Regions from separate parts of the Mus musculus genome. Here regions 1 and 3 are each linked to region 2. A link is a loop called in an ENCODE intact Hi-C map of the cell type or tissue named here. Cell type or tissue: heart. All regions are shown on one strand.

What was found. A loop is a pair of places that touch in the nucleus more often than their neighbours do. Peaks named below come from ENCODE experiments on the same cell type or tissue, not always from the same donor. Only the 100,000 strongest peaks of a DNase experiment are listed, where the experiment ranks them.
Region 1: a loop joins it to region 2, with 2.2 times the contacts of the local background. A loop is called at or near these places in 4 of 42 quality-filtered maps.
Region 3: a loop joins it to region 2, with 2.8 times the contacts of the local background. A loop is called at or near these places in 8 of 42 quality-filtered maps.

What each region holds. Positions count from the first base shown.
Region 1 is chr12:31,295,194-31,303,193 of GRCm38, forward strand. Lamb1 (laminin B1) reads left to right here. Exons shown (of 33, transcript NM_008482.3): 13 at 2,433-2,568; 14 at 3,620-3,778; 15 at 4,731-4,858; 16 at 5,014-5,137; 17 at 5,813-6,017; 18 at 7,369-7,512; 19 at 7,711-7,942. Among named protein-coding and RNA genes, the nearest start is that of Lamb1, 34 kb to the left of the region's middle. In heart, a CTCF peak has its summit at 4,899; DNase peaks (open chromatin) are centred at 488, 4,688, 7,288 and 7,868; H3K27ac peaks cover 3,097 bases.
Region 2 is chr12:31,122,693-31,130,692 of GRCm38, forward strand. It overlaps the pseudogene Gm9356. Among named protein-coding and RNA genes, the nearest start is that of Gm40361, 4.6 kb to the left of the region's middle. In heart, a CTCF peak has its summit at 3,545 (motif pointing right); no DNase peak of the experiment used is centred here.
Region 3 is chr12:31,271,095-31,279,094 of GRCm38, forward strand. It overlaps Lamb1 (laminin B1), which reads left to right. Exons shown (of 33, transcript NM_008482.3): 4 at 1,336-1,409; 5 at 7,368-7,556; 6 at 7,642-7,705. Among named protein-coding and RNA genes, the nearest start is that of Lamb1, 9.8 kb to the left of the region's middle. In heart, no CTCF peak of the experiment used is centred here; DNase peaks (open chromatin) are centred at 507 and 4,537; H3K4me3 peaks cover 1,192 bases; H3K27ac peaks cover 1,575 bases.

The DNA.
Region 1 (8,000 bases), 170 kb after region 2:
TGTGCGGAGACGGAGACAGCCCGGGGAGGCTCCGGAGACAGGAGTGTGGAATTGAAGCTCTGCTTGTCAGTAGCGGTGATTCCACTCTGTCACGAGTCTTTGTGATCAGCCACAGAGCTGCGAGAAGCAAGGTCTTTCTAGATCTTTCCTTGCGATCGTGTCTTCCTGGGATCGTTGTTCATTTAGAATTGTGCAGCCCAGAAACAGTCTCGTCTGTTCTCATCGATTTTTTTTTTTTTTTTCTAATGAGAGTGGGAGCTAGTGGCCTTTGGTGGTTCATGTCGTTCCTCGGGACACATCTGCAGTAGAGGAAGAGGGTCAATATGTATGCTGCAGTGTCTGGTGACTGGATTTCTGAAGAGTTGTTGGTGGCCAGAAGTGCTGGATCCTAATTAGAACAGGCTTTCCTTTCCTGGGAACTGGTTCTGTGGCTTTAAGAACTCCTAGTCCTGCGGGGTAATGACTTGTGGTGCAAGGGAGGGTGTCCACTGGCCGGTGACAGCTGGGTGAGATGTTTCAAGCAAGCTGGGGCCTGTTCTATGCTGGAGCTGCAGCTTGCCTGAGGCTTGAGGTCCCCTAAACTTTGGGAGTGGGCTTAAGTAAGGCTATAAATCACATTTTGACTTTTACTGCAGTGGAAATGGATGCCTGAAGCCAGGTGTGGGATTCGGTCTGAAATCCCAACAGGCAGGCTGAGGTAGGAAGATGATGGTGACTTCCAGACCAGCATGAGCCATTTTCTGAGACTCCCATCTTAAGGAAAATAAAACCAACAAGAGGATGCCCATCTTTGGGTTTCATCTGACTTATAAAATACTAGCATGGGAAGAATCAAAGAAATATAGAAACAAAAAACAAAAGCAACAACAAAACAAAAAAAGAAATATAGCAAAGGAAAACATAAATATATCAGTTTATACAGATAAATTTATTATCTAAAATAATAATATATTGTAAGAATTTATCTACCTTAATCTCTATTTTTTTCTAACTTTCCTTCATTCATTTGTCCACCCACTGGGCATACTCCCTGCATAGAGCACTAGGCTTGGGTGGATGTGGGCAGTTAGGCGTGAAAGCCCAGCCCCAGCCCTGAGGTTTCCAGTCCAGCTGCTGGTTAGAGATCTGCTAATGATTAAGATAAGGGAGAAAAAAAGCAACTGGGTTTTATATGCAAGTAAGGAAGAATCACATTCTCAGAACGAGTGGTAGGAGGAAACTAAGCCTTCTAGAAGTTGGTCTAGGCTCCGAGTAGGACCAGAAGGCTCAGTGCCTTCACTTTAGGGAAGTGGCAGGCTTCGTTGTAAATAGTAAGCCTACAGAAGTCAGTGGCACACACAGAAAGCTTGAATTGTGGACTGGACACTGTTGGTCAGGAAATAAATACCACAGCAGGAAAGTTGAATCTGTAGACACTCTGCTAGGATAGAGAGGTCATCCAGGCTAAAGGGACAGTCCGAGCCAAGGGAGGAGTCACAGTCACTAGTGCATTGAAAGTTGCAAGCCCTGCAGCTTGGTTGGTGAGGTCTGGGTTGACAAGGGTGAGATTTGAAGGTATAGCCCACCTGTGCATTGTGTCAGGAAATAACATCCTTAGTGCTTCCTAGAAGGGCAGTGAGGGGTAGACATGTGAAGGTGTTGTATTGAGGTTCGGTATTTGACAAGAATACCAATTAGAAAACTGGCCTTTGCTGACCGAGAGAACATAGCATGTCCAGTGGAGGGGAGGAACGCAGAAGTTGGTTCTTGGTGACTCAGTGTGGGGTGGGATGTCCTCAGCCCAGTGGAGAACACAGGAGGGAGGGAGACCTCTTTGGATCCATTGTTTTGAGGACTGCTGAGTCAAAGATGCCCATCAGGGAGTTGGGTATTCAGATACAAAAGGAATTGTAATTAAAAGCAGAAGTGGCCTAGGAAGATGTCTGGGTGGTTAATAGCACCGGCTCTTCTAGAGGAGCTGGGTTCAATTCCCACATGGCAGCTCACAGCTGTCTAAACTGCAGTCTCAGGGAATCCAATGCTCTCTGCTGGCCTTCTCCAGGACCAGGGATGCATGTGGTACGAACATACATGCAGGCAGAACAGCCATATATATGCATAAGATAAAGGAACAACAGCAACAACAAAGCAAAACAGCGTTTAAGATTCCAAAGCAAACAGTTTTGCAGTGTCTGCAGAAAGTGTTGATGTGGTGTAGCTGGAGCCTAAGGGAAGAGAGGAGAGTGAAAGTCCAGGCCACACAACACTCAGGATGATGTGTTAGTCAAATTTGGGATTTGTTTACAGATATTATTTTCCCCTGCATACTTTATTGTTTGAATGAAATATGAAAATATTGGCCCATGACAAGCCCAATAGTAAACTCAGAAGGACTTGTAGTGGGTTCGTCTGTGCCTACCGTAAGCCCTAATGAGCGCTTGCCTCCTCCTCAGCTGCTCCGAGGACTCCGGCCAGTGCTCCTGCCTGCCCCACATGATTGGGCGGCAGTGTAACGAGGTGGAGTCCGGTTACTACTTCACCACCCTGGACCACTACATCTACGAAGCCGAGGAAGCCAATCTGGGGCCTGTAAGTAGGGGAGCTTCCGACAGCTTGGTGGAGCAGCACTTTGGGGGTAGGGGGGGAGGGCAGGCTGTCAGGGGATACAAGTGCTTCATAAAGATGTCACTTAAGTATTCTTTTAGATCTTGTCAGCACGGAAATAAGGGTGAAGACATGCTGTGGTATTTAAATGTGAGTTGATCTGGAATACACAGGGAGACTTTGGAGAGTTCTCTAATAAGGCTTTTGGTTGGTGTGTCTATAAGAATAAGAATTTTCTATTCTTCTCTGTATTTGTGCTCCAGAGTAATTGTAGATCTGACATCCTTTAGACCCAGATATACTTTGCTTACCACCCCAAACTTTACTGATGTTAATGTATGCCTGGTCCTTACGCTTAACTGAAGCTTAACCGAAGCACAGCTGCCGTGGAGACTTTTTCCCACGTGACATGTTGACCTGATCATCCTCACAGCATAACTTCTGACTTGCAATAAGGAAGAAAGAAACTGCCAGAACTCTTAAAGTCCTAGGCTGCCATCCCCTGATACTCTGTAGTCACCAGTTCCTGGGCATGTTCACAGAGAGTGCCTCTTGGTGAGGACTTGGTGGTGGCCAATAACTGTGAATATTCTACCAGAGTGGACTTATCATTAATTAGGGAGGACTCACCAGCATATCACACTGCTTTTGTGTACTTGGCAAGAGGGAGGAGGAGAAAGAAGGGACTGCCCAGGACACTGCACTAGATGCTGGAGTATCTTACCACTTCCAGACATGCTCAGAAGCCAATGCGGTTTTTTTCCCCTTTGTTTAGCCACTGGTATGTCATGGAAGGTACATCCCAGACTTTCGGCTTCCATCTCCAATGTTCCGAGATGACTCCAACAACAAATGTAAAAGCAAACCAATTACTTGTGTTTTCGAGAGGAAAGAGTAACAAACCTAAAGACTTACTATCTTCAGGGAGTTTGCAGCTAGGAGACAGAAATGGTTTTGAATCTTTGGACTTTGGCTGTGAGGTGTAGGTGAATTCCATTTCGTACAAAGAATAACTAGTGTCCTCTTGTCCCCCCAGGGAGTCATTGTGGTGGAAAGGCAGTACATTCAGGACCGCATTCCTTCCTGGACAGGACCTGGGTTCGTCCGGGTGCCTGAAGGGGCTTATTTGGAGTTTTTCATTGACAACATACCGTATTCCATGGAGTATGAAATCCTGATTCGCTATGAGCCACAGGTGAAGAAAGCCATCAATATGCATCATGGTGGAAGGGGGGGGGGGGTTCAAGGGATTGTAACTAGAAAAACACTACTCCCAATAGCTTCTAGAACATTCTGTGAAGACAAGTTTGCATTGAAATAGATAACAGCCACTGTTTTCTCTAACCTCCTCCATGCAACTTTTTGAATCCAGCTTCTTATTCAGCAGTCTCCTGTTAGGCCCCTAACCTGGCTGAGTTACGGAGGTAATGATGCTGTATCAAAAGCTTTCCTCCCCCTGAACATCGCTGCCCAATGACTGTTCCCCCTAGTGTAGTAAAAGGCCAAAAGTGACATTATAACAGAAAAAAGTGGCACTGGGAGAGTCATGTACAGGGCACGGAGCCAGAGCTTCTAGAATATTCCCTAAAGACCCAGATGCAGGGCAGGAGTGGGAATTCCCAGATCTAGGCTTATTATGATGAGTGGGAATTTTTGTTAACTGGTTTTTGTTTAGTTTTGTGTTTTTCTTTAGGGACAGGGTCTTGCTTTGTATCTGAGGCTAACCTTGAACTCAAATCCTGCCTCATTCTCTTGAGTGCCGGGATTAGAGATGTATACGAAGCGCAATAGCCCCTAAGGAGAGTTTTGATCAACTGATCCAAAGGGAAGAAAGGAGATGTGAAGAGGGGTTTGCTGAGAATCACTCTTAGTGCCAGATACAGGAAATGGCCAGAGCTGCTCTTGGAGAAAGGACCAGGGTCAGAAAAGGCTGTCTTGAGCAGGAGGTGGTCCTTCCGTGAGCCTTACCGGGAGGAAGCAGGTGTTAGTCGGGTCTGCAGCTGGGTAGTAACAGAGGAAGCGTTAGGGATGGAAAGCAAACTGTCTGCTTTCTAATGACTCAGTCACTGTGGAGAGGTCCTCCCAGTTGGACTGACCACAGTGGGCTCGCACAGATACTCCTTTTGATTCTTTGTTTCCTGTTCTAGCTGCCGGACCACTGGGAGAAAGCTGTCATCACTGTACAGCGGCCGGGGAAGATTCCAGCCAGCAGCCGATGTGGTAACACCGTTCCCGATGATGACAACCAGGTGGTGTCCTTGTCACCGGGCTCAAGGTCAGTCGATGGGGTCTTAGAGACTGAGTCACTGGCTATGGAAGGCCCTCTGTTGGACGATCACCATAAGCTCTTGTTTTTTCTTCCTGTTGCTATTCTTGGGAGCTTAAACTTTGCTTTTTTTTTTCTTGTGTTTCTCCCTTGTCTGGGGGCAGATACGTTGTCCTCCCTCGCCCCGTGTGCTTTGAGAAGGGAATGAACTACACGGTGAGGTTGGAGCTGCCCCAGTATACGGCATCGGGCAGTGACGTGGAGAGCCCTTACACGTTCATCGACTCGGTGAGTACCAGGCTCCTGTCAGTCAGAGCCTAGTAGAAAGTACCGAGCTGCCACCCCAGTATTGTGTGGAGGGACAGAGCTGGGCAGGGAGGCAGAATGGGCCCTCTCTGCCTCTAGAGCTTCTTTGTCAATAGCAATAGGGTGAAAGTTCAGATCCCATTTCCTGGTGAAAATCCTTGCCCAGAACCCACCAGTCCTTGAATGTGAAAACCTACCAATTCCTGAGCATAAAAGTCCTACCAATCCTCACCGTGGAAATCTCTTCCCCCCAAATCCCTATATAAGCCTGTCTCCTACCCCGTTACCTGCTGCTTCTCCCCATAGCAGAGGCAGCCACCTTTTGGCTCCCTTTCCTTCAGAGTTGTGAACAGCTTCCTCTGGGTAGCCTTTCCCTCTCAGAGCTAGAACACTTACAATAGGGTTCTACTTTTCTGGGTAGGTTGTGTTCAAACCACTTCCCCACAGATCCGTGAACCTCTTCAGCAACAGTTGTTTCAAATCCCCCCAAGCAGTATGAAATCTGTCTCAATATTTTCTGGACAGAGTATGTATGACTGGGAAGGGTTCTCTAAGTCAGGAGTGTCATTAGCTTCTCTTCCCAGCGCAGAAGGCTGTTGTATGGTTTTGGCATGGGCACATCCATGGGATCATTGTGTTATTCTCATTCACTCGTAGCTTGTTCTCATGCCCTACTGTAAATCGCTGGACATCTTCACTGTTGGCGGCTCAGGCGATGGGGAGGTCACCAATAGTGCCTGGGAAACCTTCCAGCGCTACAGGTGTCTGGAGAACAGCAGGAGTGTGGTAAAAACACCCATGACAGATGTCTGCAGAAACATTATCTTCAGCATTTCTGCCTTGATTCACCAGACGGGCCTTGGTAGGTATTGCTTGAGCCACTGCAGAGGCTACAGTTAGAGTGTAGTTACAGAGCCAGTGTTTCTGACACCAGGAGGTACAGTGAGTGGGGTACAAACCTGTACTTCCTGCGAGGCAGCTTGAGGACATGAGATCTTAACCAAGTTTGCCTTTATTATTATAAATGTTTTAGTTGGCCTTTTAATCTCAGTACCCAAGACAGAGGCAGGCAGATATCTGTGAGTTTGAAACCAGCCTGGGTCTGCATAACAAGTTCCATCCAGGACTTTATAGTAGATAGAACTTTGTTGTGAAAAATAAAACAACATGGAATCCTCATTAAAGAAATTCACAAAGAGGGGACCGTGATGTGGTTTAGCATACACGCTGTTCTTGTAGAGGTCCCAAGTTCCGTTCCCAGCACCCACACCGGGTCGCTCACAGTCGCCTGTAACTCCATTTCCCAGGCATCCAGCAGCCCTGCCTCCATGGGCCCTAAACTCATGGTGTTCTTAGCCATACCAACATACACATAATTAAAAATAATAAATCTTAAGTGTACACGTGAGAGGTGTTGGGTTTTATAGAAAGATAGGAGGGAAGGAATATGTTTAGTGTAGGTACTGTAAGGTGTTGGGGAAGAGGGTGCCTCTGCGGTCCGTGCGAAGGCATCCCTTCCCCCTGAGGGATCAGCCACGGGATGGCATAGAATAGAATAGAGTTTATTCAGGGAATGGGAAAGGGGAGTTGAGGTGGTAGAGACAGAGAAAGGCAGAGAGAGTAGAGGAGTAGAGGCTGGCCATGAGTGCGTGGGGAAGGGGGGAAGGGAATGGAGAGAGAAGGGGAGCTGGAGCAAGAGGTCAGAGCGAGAGAGCAAGAGAGAGAGAGGAGGGGGCGAGCAGCCTCTTTTACAGTGAATCAGGCACACCTTGCTGTTGCCAGGTAACTGTGGGGCGAAGCCTAGACTAAATGCCAACAAGAGGTAACTAGACACACTGTATGAGGATGTAGCCTGTCTGTAGGCTGTGAACATTGAGGACTGAGAGTCCGGGAAGCATCAGCTAATGGAAAGTTTTCTCTAGGAAAGATCAGACCAGCTTCAAAGGTCACAGGAGTTTAATGTCATCAGAGAGTTGAGTTCTGGAGCTAAGGGGAGAAAACTGTAATGACTTCCTGCCTAGAAAAGCGCTTTGATCTGCCAGGGCAGCTGGTTGGTTCTCTCCCAGTCAGCACAGGGGTGATGTGTTTAAACCGAACTTTTCTGAGCCAGAGTAGGGAAAGGGTCAGGGCGTGTTGAGGGAGAGACAGGGCCAGTTGCAAGGAGGTGCGATGTTCTGCTCCTGCAGTCAGCCTAACTGCTCTCTTCCCTGCAGCTTGTGAATGTGACCCCCAGGGATCTCTGAGTTCTGTGTGTGACCCCAATGGTGGCCAGTGCCAGTGCCGTCCTAATGTGGTTGGAAGAACCTGCAACAGGTGTGCCCCGGGCACCTTTGGCTTTGGCCCCAACGGATGCAAACGTAGGTGTTATCGGAGACTTTGTAATGAATTCCTGTGATGGTCCCCGGGGGGGGGGGGGGGGGGGGATTCCCTGGCTTTCAAAAGCAGAATTCTGCTCCGAACCGGATGGCATGAGCCCTGAGGCACAGTGAATGTGGCTGGGCACAGGTGACGGCACGTCTGTCTAGCTAATGAGTTTTTGTTTGCTTTGTCTGCAGCTTGTGACTGCCATCTGCAAGGGTCTGCCAGTGCCTTCTGCGATGCGATCACTGGCCAGTGCCACTGTTTCCAGGGCATCTATGCTCGGCAGTGTGACCGATGTCTCCCTGGGTATTGGGGCTTTCCCAGCTGCCAGCCCTGCCAGTGTAATGGTCATGCTCTAGACTGTGACACAGTGACAGGGGAGTGTCTGAGCTGTCAGGACTACACCACGGGCCACAACTGCGAAAGGTATGTGGGCACCACCTCGGGAAAGTCAAGATAATAGAGTAGGCATGTTGACTCGTGG
Region 2 (8,000 bases):
AAGAGAGAACTTACAGAGATGATGGAAGAAGTCCACATTTTGATCGTGAAGAGAGTTATAGGGGTATTTGTTCATCTGGAAAAAAAAGATATGCTTAAAGTAAATGTTCTTTGTTATATATTTTGTATCTTAATAAAGCTGATTTTGAAAGAAAAAACCTGGACACAAGTATTAGTGTCTATTTTATAAATGTTTCAGTTTTCTCTTAGCCTGGCTAGCTCCCAAACAATTGAGACAGGACTGTTTCATTTACTTAACAGCTTTAAGGAACAGCCACAGTCTCCGAGAGACCCTTGCAGTTTATGGTTTTCTCTGCTCCACCTGCTCTCTTAAGATGTGCCCTTGACCCTCTCTGCAGGGTTGAATTCCCACCTCCCCTCTCCCTCCCTCTCCCCTGACTAGGAGGAAGTCCAGCCCTATTCTCTGCCCTGCTCAGCCATTGACTGATCAGCTCTTTATTGACCAGTCAGGAAATAACTGGGGAGCAGTGTTTACACAACATTGAGACAGGAGAGTTGCAGAATAAGGATTGCAATCAGATATGAGGGTGAGGGGACACAGTCGTCAGAATTTGAATAATACGAGGATAAGCTTTACACAAGGCACAACAACATGATGCCTACATACAAGTGACTCCTCCCCTTCCGGGCTCTCTTTCATTCTTTGGTCTGTTTATCCCAAGATGGGGCAGAGTGGGAGGGGACTCCTGGTTCTGCCTCACCTTCATGTGAGGGATCAAGCCTGCCATTTGAGAAGTCTCTGGTGGCCTGCACCTCCACCTGCTCAGTCATGTGTGCTGTTGTAGGTCAGACCAGGGTTACAGAACATACCCAGACTTTTCTGGTTGGGTGGCCTCGAAGACCCAAATGAGATGGAATTTGAGGACCCAAATATGGATCAAATCCAAGATCTACTCGCCTATCTTAGAAATGAAGTATTAATTTATTTCTGCTCATCCAGTTCGTGCAGTTGTTACATTTGTGTTCTCAAGTCAACTCCCAAATCAGTCCCCAAGATCCTTGCCACAGAGTCACTCCCAATCCATTCTTCGCATCCAGACTATGAGATGTGACCCTAATACAGAAGGGGCTTGTCAGCTATGGCTCTGTGACAGGGCTCCTTTGGAGTCTTTCTGAAGCCGGACCGTGTCTGCATAAGTGGATTTAGAGGAGTCCTGTTCTGGAGCAAACTGCCAAGATGGAGGATTATGTGAGAGCAGAGCCTCTCATCTCTCTTGAGATTACTGTGTGTAGCAAACAACATGCATTTTCACAATCCTTACAGTTCTCATGATCATGAGGCTAGATGTTACAGAAGCAGATCCAAAGTTTCCTTGCCCTCCTGTAGACATTAGACCTGGTTCTGCCTCCCAGCCTGATGCTCTCAGATATAAAGTCTCAGACTCTGGCCACATGGCCAGTTACCTGTGTTCAGGTACCATGCATCCATCTCTTCACATCTCCCCCAGCAGATCTTTCTGTGCCTGGCTCTACCCTGGAATTCTTTCTGCCTTCCAGATGTCCCATCTTCTATGTCCTTCCTAAGCCCTGGGCCATCAGATTTATTGTTGACAGGTGCCATATCCACACAGACATAAGATATTCTCTCTACACCCTTCCCCTGAGTTGCCAGTTGTTTAATAAAGCCCTTGTTATAGAGGTTGTCAGGAGTGTGTCTGCATTTCTGTCTCAGTAGAAGGACACATGGGAAGGTGGATGCCATGTCTCACCACCTCTGCTTGGGGAGGATGCTCATTGACAGGAACTTCAGATCTCAGTCTCTAGAGAAACCCAACAGTAAATCCTTTCTGGTTCTCCCCAGTTGTCATTGGTGCTGTCCGAGATAGTCTTCCACATTCTCACTGTGGGAGGGGTCTATGCAGGCAGGCTCCACTCATTGGTCCATCCAGGGCTTTGGCAGCCTGAGTAAGCTCTATTGGGCATGAGACCTTAGCTTCATTCAGGTTCAGCAAATCCTGTAAAAGCCTGCCTAGCTTGTCTTCCAAGCTAAGCAATCTTCCACACAACCTGTCAGGATTTGTAAGCCTCCTCATGCCCAAAGAAGTCTCTGTAGAGCCCATGAAATGACTCTGAGTCTGAGCAAATTTCTACTTCATAACTGTCATTTTACTACTACCATGAATCTTAATTTAAATATTAGATATGCAGGATGTGTTTTCATTGTTACAAATTGAATGTAAGTAAAGCCTCTTGAATAATCACAAATAACAAAATGTATTTATTGGGAAATATTTACTTCTAATTACAAGTAAATGAAATTTGGTCTTGAAGCACGATGTAGCATGGGTAACAGACTTAATATAACAGTAAACTACATCGCTGCATTTTGCAGCAGTATGCCTAGAAAGCCAAAGTCAGCAGGGAAGGTTGGGATTGCTTCTTTCTCACCAGATCAGAAATTCTCCCAGCAGTCTTTGCAAAAGCACAATAAAGATCATTTTCCATGATATCTACTTCCAAATATATCTACTTTCATATTTAGACTTGATACCCAACAAGCTGGAAAACCCTGTTTCACAAGGATATGCTGTTGGAAATGGAAGAAAAAAAGAGCAGCCTCAGACAGAACAGGGTATAACTGCAAACACTTGATCCAGATTATGTGACTGACATTGGAGAGAAATCAGGTAGATTCTGAAAATACAATGAAATTCTGTCTACAAGCATGTGCAAACGTTTTTTTTTCACAGAAATTATCATCGCAATCCTCTGCCTGGCTCAATGTCATGTCCCTCAAAAGAAAGAAAAAAAGATGTTGCCTACCAACTTTTTTTTCACCTACCTTTTCCCCCCAAAGCTGAAGTTCCGTTTGGAGTTATTGGATCTTTTCAGAGAAATTGGGGTGTGTTGCATTTGGTCCTTGTAATGATAAACTTAACTAACTCAAGATAGCTAAGGTCTCAAGCTTTTTTTTTTTTCTGCATTTCACTTTTATCCCTGAAAAGGTGCTTTGAGCTGTGGTCTTGATTTCTGATTAAAAAGCATTTTGAGTTTGTCACGAAGCTCAAAACACGTTTTAAAATTTTTCATCTCCCCAGCCATCTCACCGCAGCAGCTGTGTTCACCAAATATGAAGCTTCAGTGGCTGCTATGTTTTGTTTGGGGTACCTGCTGCCGGTGTCATTCGACTGTCCGGAGTCCACTGCCATTGCTTATAACTAGCTGGTATCCTTGCCGGCAAAGCTTGGACATTTGCAATAATAGCATTTTAGTTTGTGCAGCTTCATAGACTTGACTGATAGGACTCCATGGCAAATAATATGTGGCAGTTTCTCAGTTGCTGCTGAAATTATTGCGGTCACACCATACTGTAAAAACTCCTCCCTACAGTTTCTTAATGTTCTTCTCTATGCAATCGATGGTCATGGGATGGGTTTCTAATGAAAACAATGTATGACAATAGGTTTAATAATACTAAAGATAATACCAAGTGGAGTCTGGTCCATACAGTTCATTGAAGTGTCCTATGACTTACCATTCTCTGTGCTGGTTGTTTGTTTGTTTGTGTTGTTGTTGTTGTTTGTACATACCTGTTACTACCACAAGGTGGCAGTATTCACATTAACCACAAAAAAGACAGCAGCCAGATTAAGTTTCCATGGTACAGATTTTTTTTTTTTTTTTTTTTTGCAGTGGTCGATAATATCACAGTACATGATTTTACATTTACTCAGTAGTATTATTCATGCAGTGTCTTTTTACCTCCAATATTGCTGCTTTCAACAACATAGCTGCTCTCTACTGTGTGACTGGTCTACATAAGTACATTATGGTGCCAACCCTGTCACACCTGTATTTGTTCTGTGTGTATGTGATTGGTTTGGTGCAATGATGCCATCACGCCAGGTAATTGTAAGTGGGTGTATCTTCATGTGGGCAGACCCACCTAGAGATAGAGTAGTGATGTCTCAGTTTCTAAAAGCAATGGAAATATACATTTTTCCCTCTGGTCTTAAGTGACTACTAAAGAAAGGTCACTTGACTGCACAAAAGGGTCATGACCCACAGGTTGGGAACCACTGAGTTAGGTCCTTCCATGGAGACAGATACCCTGAGACTAAGTGAAGATTTAAAGGAAAGGGGGGGGGGGTCATGATGAATTATAATGATTTATTTGAAGCCAATTTTTGAAATTCAAACATTTAATGCTTCAGATTTCATTATAAAGCTCCAGGCTATACATGTCAAGATAGGATAAAAAAAGATCAGTGAAAGAAGCTCATTAGGAGAATCACATACTTGAAAAAATAAAATGTATTTAATATATCATGTATACATCTGTGTATGTGTGGCTTCTGTGTGCAATTACACATGTGTGTTCAGGAATGTGTATACTGTGTGTGCGTGTGTGCCTGTCTGTCTGTCTGACTCATCTTCAAGAGCTCCTACCACCTCCTTTGAGACAAGGTTTCTTGCTAGCTTGGACCTCACCAATTAGGCTAGACTATCTAGCCAGATAACTCTAGAAATGTGCCTATCTCTGCCTTACCATGCAGGGATTACAACACATACATCACACTTGGAATTTTATGGAGATTTGAGAATCAAACTCAGTTCCCAGTACTTACAAAGAGAACTTTACCAACTGAGATCCCTGAACAAATGCTTTTTATGAAATTCAAATGTTTCAGATAAACTTAAAAGCTATGCAAATATTTGGCACTCGACAAGGACTAATCAAATAAATGCAAACCCATCATTTGGACAAACTGAAAATTTCCTCAGATCCTCTAATAAAGTCTCTATAAGAAACTAAATATTAGCCTTCGGCATCCTACTAGCTACCATATTGTGGGAATTTTGTTTTCTAAATCACTGAATTGGGTAGTTCAGCAAGTGCTTCCCACAAGCATATTTGTGTGTAATGCCAAAGATACCCTGCATCCTCCCAGAAGTGCGCTTTCTGATGTCAAGAGTAAACAGATAAACCTCACTTGTGGGGAAGACTCAACATGAATAGTGGTATCAATTTAAAACACAGCCATCACTCAGTCTCATCTCCAGCCCTGCAACAGATCAGCAGCTGCATCTCTGCTCCCACCCCTTCCCACATCTCCTGTGGGTCCCACAGACCATCCCCTCCTCACACTCATAGCTATGCCCCAGCCTCCAACTCCAGCAGGCACCATGTGCTCAAGCACAGGCCAAGCCAGCCAGAAAGACAGGTAGGCTGCCGGCAGACCTCGTCTCTCTCTATTCCCCCAGACCCAATCGCTTAGTTTCCTTAGTGCTACAACAGCTGCAGACCTTCTTATTGATGACAAAGAAGCCAAAACTAAACAATGGGAAAAAAGCATCTTCAATAAATGGTGCTATTCTAACTGGATGTTTGTATGTCAAAGAATGCAAATATATCCATATCTATCACCCTGCACAAAACTCAAGTCCATGTCAAAGACCTTAACATAAAACAAGATACCCTAAATATGACAGAAAAGAAAATAGGAAATAGCCTTGAATGCACTGGCACAGGAGGCAACTTCCTGAACAGAACACCAACAGCTCAGGAACTAAGATCAATGATTAATAAATGGGACCTCATGGAACTGAAAAGCTTCTCTAAGGCAAAGGACACTGTCAGTAGGACAAAATGTCAGCCTACAGAATAGGAAAAGATCTTCATCAGCTCTACATCCAATAGAGGACTGATATCCAAAATATATAAAGAACTCAAGAAATTAGACATCAACAAACCAAATAAACCCAATTAAAAATGGGGTGCAGAGAATTCTTGACATAGGAATCTAATGGCCGAGAAACACTTAAAGAAATGTTCAATCTCCTTAGTCATCAGGGAAACGTAAATCAAAACAAAGCTGAAATTCCATCTTAACACCTGTCAGATGGCCAAGATCAAAAAACCCAAGCAACAGGTTGTGCTGGCAAGGAAGTGGAGCAAGGGAGACACTCTTCTACTGCTGATGGAAGTGTAAACTTGTATAATCACTCTGGAAATCAATTTAGCGCTCTCTCAGAAACATGGGAATAAATCTAATTCAAGACCCTCTCTACCCCTCCTGGGCATATACCCAAAAGATGTTCCACCATACCACAAGGTATGCGACCATGTTCATAGCAGCTTTATTCACAATAGCCAGAAACTGGAAACAACCTAGGTGTTCCTCATTTATACAATGGAGTATTACTCAGCTGTTAAAAACAATGACATCTTTGGTGACTTAAAACTCTCCCTGAAGACGTACTTTTGAAAGGAAACGCTAACACATTTTGTAACATAGCTGATCCTTGGGGACATCCAGTTAAGTGCAATACGCCAGTCACAGGAGGGCAGACCGTACATGACACACTTACCTAAGATGCTTAGTCACAGCTGTATCCAGGAGGCTCAGTAGCAGTTGCTAGGGTAAGATGAGGACTTGCTCAGTGGACAGTTTCAGTTTCACAAGTTGAAGACTGTTCTGGAGGCTGACTACACAACCTGAACCCAACACTTAAAAATGGCTAAGATGGAGCATTTTATATGTATTTTTTACAGCAATTTATGAAAATATTTCTCAAGTGATGGGAAGGGACATCTCAAACAGGTCTAACATGAGTGCTCAGCAGGCAAAGGAATAGCTCATGAGCTGAGTGCTTCTGTCCTATTTGTCACCTGAGGAGCCTGCAGAGTGCTCTGCACAGGAATGCAGTTCACCCCAGTGCAGTTTGGGGTGGCTCTCTGACTGCACCCACCTTTCTTTGGGATAGGCTGTTCATGTTGTAAAACTTTAGTGCCCGGAAGTTCATTTGTTGGTATCTCTGTAATAGTTCAGAGGTATTGATCCCCAGAGTAAGAAAAGTCTCTGAAGCTCACTTTCATGGCAGAAATGTGACCGATGGCAATGGCGAAGTGGCCTTCCTCCCCAGAGCTTCCCCACAGAAGGTCCCTGACAGTGTATTCTTTCATTCTGGCAATACACCTCCATTGCCGCCCCACTTCCCTTGCTGACTCCTTGAAACTTTGCATTCTGCCTTCGTTCCAGTCAGGACAGTTTGACCTGTATTTGGCAAGAAGCTTTCAGTCTGGATTTTGCCCTGTGAATGGATTCCTCATGGAAGAGAGAGCAGAAGGCCATGACTTTATCCCGTGTGACATTTGACTGTTCTCTGCAATGCAGACCTGATGTCATTTCAAACCCAGATCACAAACCAAGCACACATCACAACCTCACAGAACTCAGGCTATGGCTAGAATGAGGGTTTCAAATTGTGCTGCTTTGGCCATTTTATTGAAAAGAAATCAGTATGCCAAACTTTCTACATTTGGAACAGAATAAAGCACACGGGTAGGAGTCTGGGGTCCAGAATAGTGTTGGGGTTTTCACACTGCCCAATGTATAGCTGAACAACTGACTGGCATCTACATGATTGGGCCCAAAGAAAAAGGCAGCATAAAAGAACCATCCAGAAAATGTGTTCAGGCTTAGCTTTCTGAAAACTCCCCCTCTGGATTCTCTACTAGCCATGCCTAACCTTTTTTGGTGGTGTGGCCCGAAGTTGTCATCTACAACACCGGTAAGAATGAGTGACACAATCTAGTTATCAAAACAAAACATCACAATAAACTACTTAATGTTTTAAGTGAGTTTGTGGTTTCTCATTGAGAGGTATTCATTGATAGCCTGGGGCACAGGTGGAGGTTAGGCACACCTACCAGGTTTTCATAACGTTTTATGTAATGCCTTCTAGCCCCAAACCTTCTTGCAGCAGATAGAACTCATTTGCAGAGAGAGAGAGAGAGAAAGAGAGAGAGAGTGCAGGGGCCTAGCTTTCAGTAAGTTATTCTCTTATGACAATGGTCTTCTGCAATAAACCCAGGCTGTATACGCAGCTTAAATCTCAGAATTGGAAATTTGCCTAATTTCAGGCATTTCAAAACCTCCTACAAGGATTGCTCTGACAGCTGACAACTGAAGTTAGGATGGTGACATCTAAGCCATCTAAGCCACAGTGAGTAGCATGAGAGAGTTCAGAAAACAG
Region 3 (8,000 bases), 150 kb after region 2:
CTTAGATATGACAAGTCACACACCATAAAATAATCTTGGTCTCTTCTCTGTGGATTTTGTTTCTTCCCATAAATAAGAGGAAAACCCCAAACCACCCTACTTTATCAGGCTGTGAATCTGAAAGGAATGCGCTTTGGGGATACCGGTCGCAGTGCCTTTGTTACAGGAATGTTGCTAGTCTTGCTTTGTGCTTTACCTGGTTTCATTATTTCTCTCTTAGTTCTGAACAAACATCACAGGTTTTCAAAAGCCTAGAAGAGGAAAAACGTATAGTTGCTCAGCTAATACTTCACTCAAAAGGAACTGCCCAGCGTGGTTTTGTCCGACGGTTCTTTTTAGCGAGTTAGATAAGGCTCATTGCTATGATTGCCCGTGTTTTTCTTTAGCATTCCAACTAACTCATATCCGTTCCAGTGACCACTTTTTCCCCCTCGGTCGGCTTGGCCATTTTCCAGCAGGCAAGTTTATTTCAAAAGGTCCTACTGACTTCCTGAGAATATACCAGCTGTAGCATGATTCATTCTGACACATTCCTGTCTTCCAGACTTCTTTGCTTGGGAGGATGGGCCCCGGGGGCATCTCCTTACAGGGACTGTAGATCAGTCCTCTTAAGCCAGGGCGGCTTCTGCGGGGTCTCTGGGGGGTTAGGGGAGGAGCCTCTTCTCCCTGGAATTCCAGTGGCTTTTTTAGTGTGTTCAAGTGGGTCTCTGACCCTCAGGGCACCATGCACCGTACAGCTTTGTTTGTGCAGGCTTTTCCCCTGGAAGGGGAGAAGTTTGTGTTTGTTCAGGGACAGGCTGAGTTATCTGATGGGTTCTTTGCCTCAGAGGCAGAAGTGTATAGTGGAAGGTCGCTTGCTTGCACCAAGGATGAGTTTCCCTGACTTGGCACGCGTCACCAGGTGTGATGCTCACCTGCTTTCTTTGCTGTCAGTTGGGGGGCGGGGGACATGTAATTATTTGTATTTCTTCTGTGTCTTTGCAGACTGACCCCCTACTGTGCACTGCAAGTGTGTGTTGGGGGAGGGGGTGCCTTTGGCTTGGAGGGTTGGGGGCAGTGGGTGTGGCTTCCCGAGCAAGCAGTATTGAGAGGGGCCTTCTGCCAGATGTCTGCGGCAGTGAACAGATCCAGTAAGCAGAACTCCAGAGTGATTTATGGAGAACTAAAGAAGTGCAAAGGATGCCCCCTCCAGCCCCACCCTCACACTAATAACTTCAACTCCAGTTTTAAGACACAAGGGGAAACTTGTATGAGGGGTTTGAGGACCATTTAAGAAGCTGTTCAGAGGTGTTCCCCGTTGGTCTCACCATTTCCTTTACTGCTGTAAAAATGCAGGTGTGGAGAACGTGACCATCCAACTGGACCTGGAAGCAGAATTCCATTTCACTCATCTCATCATGACCTTCAAGGTAAGGAATCCATGCTGTCTCGGATGCAGGCTCCAGAGCTGGGCGACTGCCACGTCCAGAGACAATGTTTCTTATGAGTTGGCCTAAATGAGAACTTAAATGTTAATTGTTGTCCTAAGTTGGGATAATTGTGTCCCTTTCAAAACAGGGACATGATAACTGCCCTTCACATGTGCTAGCTTAAGTAGATTCTTCATCCTAATTTATCTATAAACTTTTAATTAGAGACCCCTTTCTTTCTCCCATTGAGAAAGGCAGCACTTGACTCCCTTCCAAACCACGATAAAACATTTGCAGAGTGCATCTCCGATCCTTCATGGTTAGAGTCTACGGCTGAATTTGGTAACTGAAAACAAAGTAATGTTTCAAGTCTTAGGTTCCAAGATTTTGCCAAAACTGGGGGAAGAGTTTTACAGTTTCTAAAGAAAAATGCATGCCTTTTTGAATGCAGTTTTTTTTTCCCCCTCTCCATTTTTCTTTTCAAGATGTAGAATGACTCTAGGACTAGGGAATGTCTCTATACAAAGTGCCTTTGTTGCTGAAGCAGCTGCCTGAAAATGACAGGCTTCACATGGCTCAAAGTACACGTTGGCACACACAAAACTCATGATTTAATTATTGCTCCCCAGATGAAGATCACCTTTGGGTAGTTTTCAGTTGGAGTTGGGGACTTGCTGGCATCCTCTCAGATTAGGAAAAGGGGCGGAGGATCAGTTTACCTTGCTGGCAAGGAACCATGGAAATCTCGCTTCTGTCTGGTACCCAAGTATGAGAAGCAGAGGAGGAGCAAGGGCAGGCGTGGGAGTCAGAATGCAACTAGGAGGGGCATCAAGCTCTGTGGTTCCCAGGCCTCTGTACCTCACCCCTTTGCTGTCCCCCAGTGGTCCACTGTGACTGATGGGGCAGGCAGGGTGATGGAGACACCAAATGCAGCAGACAGTGGTTGGATAAGGGCTATTACTAGCTTATCAGGGACTCCTTGCTGCCTGCGGTCTCCATTCATGGGCCACACTACACCTTAGTGGTTAAATTTAAACTCTGTCCCACATGAAGATGTCATTTTTATGTTTTGTGACCTTTAAAATATTTACAGTCCTCTTTATTGATGTTCGTGGCACCATCTTACTTTGGAGAGAGCATCTGCTACACAGACATGGATGGCTCTGAGTTCATTTATGCTCAAAATCCTTAGAGTGCATATTCTGTGGAATAGTGGGCCAGAGATGAGATTCTGTTCTACACCTAGGTGCTGAAGGTTAGTCTGAGAAGGTGCTGAGGTGTGGACTGTAGGTACAGGATGTGGACCTCAGCATGAAGGACAAGGTTCATCCTTCCAGGTTCCAGCTTCTGTGAGACAGCAGGACCCACGCCAGAGCCGCGTTTGCCATGCTCTGGGCCGGCTAGTCTGTTAGCTTGTATTGTGAGAAGACTTTTCCTTGGGAAACAAAACACGTTCATCTACTCATACCCCAGATAGGAAACCCCTGACAGACCAAAGTACCCGTGCTGATGCTACCAGAATCCAGCGCATTGGTGAACCAGTGAGTTTTATTGGAGTTACAGGAATTGATGGGAAAGTAACAGTTACTTATAGAAATGTGGGTGAGGGGTTACTTACAGGAGCAGAAATGACTCAGATAGTTGCAACTCCAAGGCCCACTTCAGCATTGATGACAGCTCACAAAAGCTGGGAAACCTGGAACCCTCTGCACAGCCTGCAGGCCACTGAACAGGTTAGAGAGCGTCCTTTCTGTGTGCCTCGGTTGATCTAAACCTCTTTCAGGCAGCTCAGCTAATTACTGCTTGTCTCATAGTTGGTTCTGTCTGAGAGTTTTCTTTGCTGCTTGGCTTGCTCCTCTCAGCTTATATTTGGGACCTAGAGAATCTGGTCAGTTTCAGGGACTTCCTGGAGCTGTTTTGAGTTGTTTCCCTTCCTGCTCAAGGAGCTTCCTTCAGGATGGAATCTTTAGTTTAAATCTTGGGAGGAAAGTATTACATAACAGCCTGGCATAAGGAAGAAACTTCAGGAGCGGAGACCAATCGTACCCTTTACCTGGGCCAGGAGGGGTGAGAAAGATTTCAGAGGGAAGATATAAAGGAAAACTGCCATTGGTCTGAGAACAGTGACCTTTGCTGTGCTCTTTGGGCAAGGCTTGTTCAATAAGTACTGCATCCACTTGTTTCAAGGTCAGGGAGGTGAAGAAAGTAAGTATGGAGAAGCAGGTCCCAGTCAGCAGGACCTCAACTCTTTGCTGAGGAGTGGGAACTTCATAGGCAGTAGGGAGCCACAGACTTGGAGGTCACAAAAATAATTTTGCAAGGAAACCCGCCATGATGGCACCAAGCCCGAACTTCAGAAGTTGGGTCTCGGTGGGTTCAAGACCAGCCTGATCTATATAGCAAGTTCCAGGCTAGACTGAGATACATAACCACAACGGGTTTTGTTTTTGTTTATTTTATTTTATTTTATTTTATTTTATTTTATTTTTGAGCTGTAGATTACAGGGCATTTTAAATTTCCAAATGTCAGGAGCTCACCGGTCCTTGGAACACTTGACTGTGTATCCACATGCTTCTATACCCCACAACGCTTTGCCCTGGCTGCTCTGAGAACCGCTGCAGAGAAGAGGAGGCCCCTACTTCCTGCGAATGGTTGCTTGGGTGCTTTAGAATCTGAGGCTGACCTTGAAGTGGAGAAGGCGCGGAGGCAGGTCAGGGGAAGGAAAGGGTTGTGTCCAGGATAGCCGGGAAGTTGAAGTCCTTAGGAAGATGTGGGTCTCCCTAGCAGTACTGTAAAGGAAAGCGGGGACAAAGATGAAGAGCTCATGTTTATCCTCAACCACTCTGGCTGTGGAGGTGGCTGCTTACGAGGTGGATTAGCTTGTTTATATGCATGTGCCAGTATGTTGTTGTTATAGACAGATGTTTCCAGTCTCTCCTGGTTATTATGCGTTCAGCGGTCCCTGTGCAGCCCTAGAAGGGGCCCGAGAAGGTTGGTGACTAAGTACGGCGGTGGGAGTGGGGAGAGGCTTCCGTCCTTTAGGTGAAGTGTGTGGTTCCGGTTTCCAGCAGCTTCTTAACTCCACAGGAAATTGGATGACTGGGCAGGGTCCCTTGGGATTTAGAAGTTTCCAGAAAGTGAGAGACAAGGCAGCACAGCCAGGACAAGCAAGCTTCTGTGTGTTTCTTCTCTGCTGTCTAAGGATGCGGAGATATCTGACTAGGTGTGCCCCGCCCAAGCCTCTTAGGCCTTCCCAACTGGGAGCGTGGCCTCATGGGATTGGCCATGCCTGCACACCTGCCAGTCCAGGTTCCGATGGTCAGAGCAGCTTCTCCGTTCCCCTTCTAAAATCCTTAGTCTACAGTTCTCTGCAGTTTGATAGAAACATCGTTTTCTTCTGCCTTGCCTCCGTCAGGCAGGGTTATCAAGGATGCTAGCAAGTAGGTTAGCAGATTTTTGCTAGTTCCCAACATCAGGCTCTGTAAAAGCTCTGTCTGCCAAGTGATGATCTTACTTAATTCAGGAATTCATATTTACTTAAGCTCTGTTTTCTAGGCTGGCTGAACTTTCCTTTGACTTTTCTCCACGGCAATCTGGCTTCCTCTTCCTAAAGTGCGCACAGCATGTTCATGGCTGGGAAGCATCTGCCCGTGGCCCATTTCCATCTGCATTCTTTCTTACGTTTTACTCTTGACTGTGTCCTTCATGGCCTCCTGAAGTCCTCGGTGTGTTTTGAGGGGTTTGTCTTGTTCCTATTCCTCCCCAACCTTCTGCCTGTTCGCTTTTCTGCTTAGGCCACTGGCTGGGGAGGAGGAAGGTACGCATGCGTGAGCACACACTCGGAGCTGAAGCGAAAGGTGGTGACTGTTGCCGGCTCCTGTTCTCCCGTGTCCAGCCTGTTGGGCATTTTCCTAGAGTGCTGGCCTTTCTCTTGCCATTGGCTTTGTTGGAGGAAATTCAAGTATTAAGTGATCGCAGTGACTCCCAAATCCACACTGCAAAGCTGAATGCCATGCCCACATATGGCTGCCCTCAAACGAGGTTGAGAGGCTCGCTGCTCGTGCCATTTTCAGCCCAGCCACCCGTGCTTTGGGGCCTATCTGCTTCTCCTCTAAGATCTAATAGATCGAGTGTATGTAACTCAGTGCAGTGTGCTGTCACTAACAGGACAGTAGACTTCATCTCTCTCTGTCCATGTTATACCTTTAGAGTGTGAGACCTTCTTCATCTTTTCTTTGGTTCCTCTGCTTCTTGTCATCTTCCATGTTTAATGACAGTGCTGTCAGAGTTATTTTCTATGTATAAGCTTTCATTTTGTTAGGTCCCATAAATCTTTTAGTGTTCTCACTTATATGGCAAAAAGGCAAAGAAAGTCTGTTAGCATGTCAAACAGTAATGCCCCCCTGTGCTGCACTGGGCATTGAACCTGGGGCCACCCAGAGCTGAATCCCCAGCCCGAGATCCAGTTTGATGTCATCCCTCTGAAATAGTCTCTGGTTTTTGTTTTTCCTTTAAAACTACTTACTTTTGTGGTACAGTATGCATATCAGTATTCCCCATTCTTATGTGTACCACTCAGTGATGTTAGACATACTCAGGATAGCGCAAGACTATCACTGCTGTCAGTTTCCAGAACTTTGTCATCACCCTAGATAGGAACTTGAACTAGTCACTAAATAGTCACCCCTGCTGTCTCACCCCTCTTCCCCATGACCCCTTTCCATTCCCATCTAAAACCCTAGGTGTTTCATATACATGAAATCATAATATTTGAAAATGTATATGGCTTATTTCACTTAGCACAGTGCCTTCAAGGTCCTTGTATGTTACAGAGAGTATGGCATCCCTTCCTTTTGCAGCTAAATTAGTCTATTGTATTTATCACATTTAGTTCTTTCATTAATTTATCTACTTATTCACTTTATATCCCATTATACAACCCCTCCTTCCAGCCCTACCACAGTTCCTGCCCCCTTTCTTCCCTCACCTTCTCTGAGAAGGCAGAACCCCCACCCCCCACCCCCAATCACTCTCCCATCCCCACCCTTGGTACATCAAGTCTCTATAGGACTAGGTGCATCCTCTCCCACTGAGGTCAGACAAGGCAGCCCAGTTGGGGAATGGGTTCCACAGGCAGGCAACAACTTGAGGGAGAGCCCCTATTCCAGTTGTTGGGGGACCCACATGAAGACCAAGCTGCACATCTGTTACCTGTGGGGGTGGGGCAGGAAATCTAGGTCCAGCCCATGCTTGCTCTTTGGTGGATGGTTCAGTCTCTGGGATCCAGAGGGTCCAGGTTTGTCAACTCTGTTGGTCTTCCCGTAGAGTCCCTGTCCCCTTCAGGTCCCTCAATCCTTCCCCCAACTCTTCCACAAGACTCCCAAGCTCGTCATTTGACTGTGGGTCTCTGTGCTTATTCCATTGGCTGCTGGGTGGAGCCCAGAGGACAGTTACTCTAGGCTCACATTGTGTTCTTTACCAGCTAATAGGCACTTTGGCTGTTGCCATTCTTGGGCTAGTGTGAGTAATGCTGCTTGTTTTCTCACATTTCCTGTGATGGTACTGTGGTGCTTGACATATTATTGTACAATGACTATGATTTTTATGTGTGTGTGCTCCTTATTAAACTGTGTGTAGCATATGGATGTTATATAAGCCACAGGCTATATCATCTATGGAATGATTAAATGAAGAAGTGAGAAAGCAAGCATTCAAAATTAGTTCTCTCCTGGGCATGGTGGTTAATATACCCAAGTGTGTTTGCTACAAGGGCCTGTTTATAATCAGCTTCAAGAAGGAACAGTTTACTGGTCTACCAGGTGGTTGCTACAAGTGCGGCCTTTCAAGAACAGTCTCCACAGAAATACCAAGCACACAGTCAGCTTAGGCACACAGGAGGGACAAAAGGACAGAGTAGCAAGCAGAACCATGGAATGAGACTTTCCTCCTGCTTTTAGACATTCCGCCCAGCCGCCATGCTGATCGAGCGGTCTTCTGACTTTGGGAAGGCTTGGGGCGTGTACAGATACTTCGCCTACGACTGTGAGAGCTCGTTCCCAGGCATTTCAACTGGACCCATGAAGAAAGTGGATGACATCATCTGTGACTCTCGATATTCTGACATTGAGCCCTCGACAGAAGGAGAGGTTTGTATGCCTCTGATTGAGTTCTCTACTTGCTAGTCTGCCTTTTGATCATTGCAAAAATACCAACCCTCTGATCTATTTTTAGGTAATATTTCGTGCTTTAGATCCTGCTTTCAAAATTGAAGACCCTTATAGTCCAAGGATACAGAGTGAGTTTGTTTTGAAATACATGCTTTGGTGGGAAACAGTACTTACGGAGGGTCTCATCCTACCCAGTGCTGTGTGGCCCGATATCTTGATACTCAGTCCTACATACACCTAGATCTTCTTCCTTTCTTTGTGGTCTTCCAAAAAAAAAAACCCACTTCAAATTACCAGTAATCAGGCTTCACTGATAAGAAACACATTTTGACTATGTCAGCAGAACTCCAAAAATCAGACTGACCATGCCACCTTCTGTTTTTGATGCTCAGTATATAAATTAGAGTACAGATTAAACTGCTG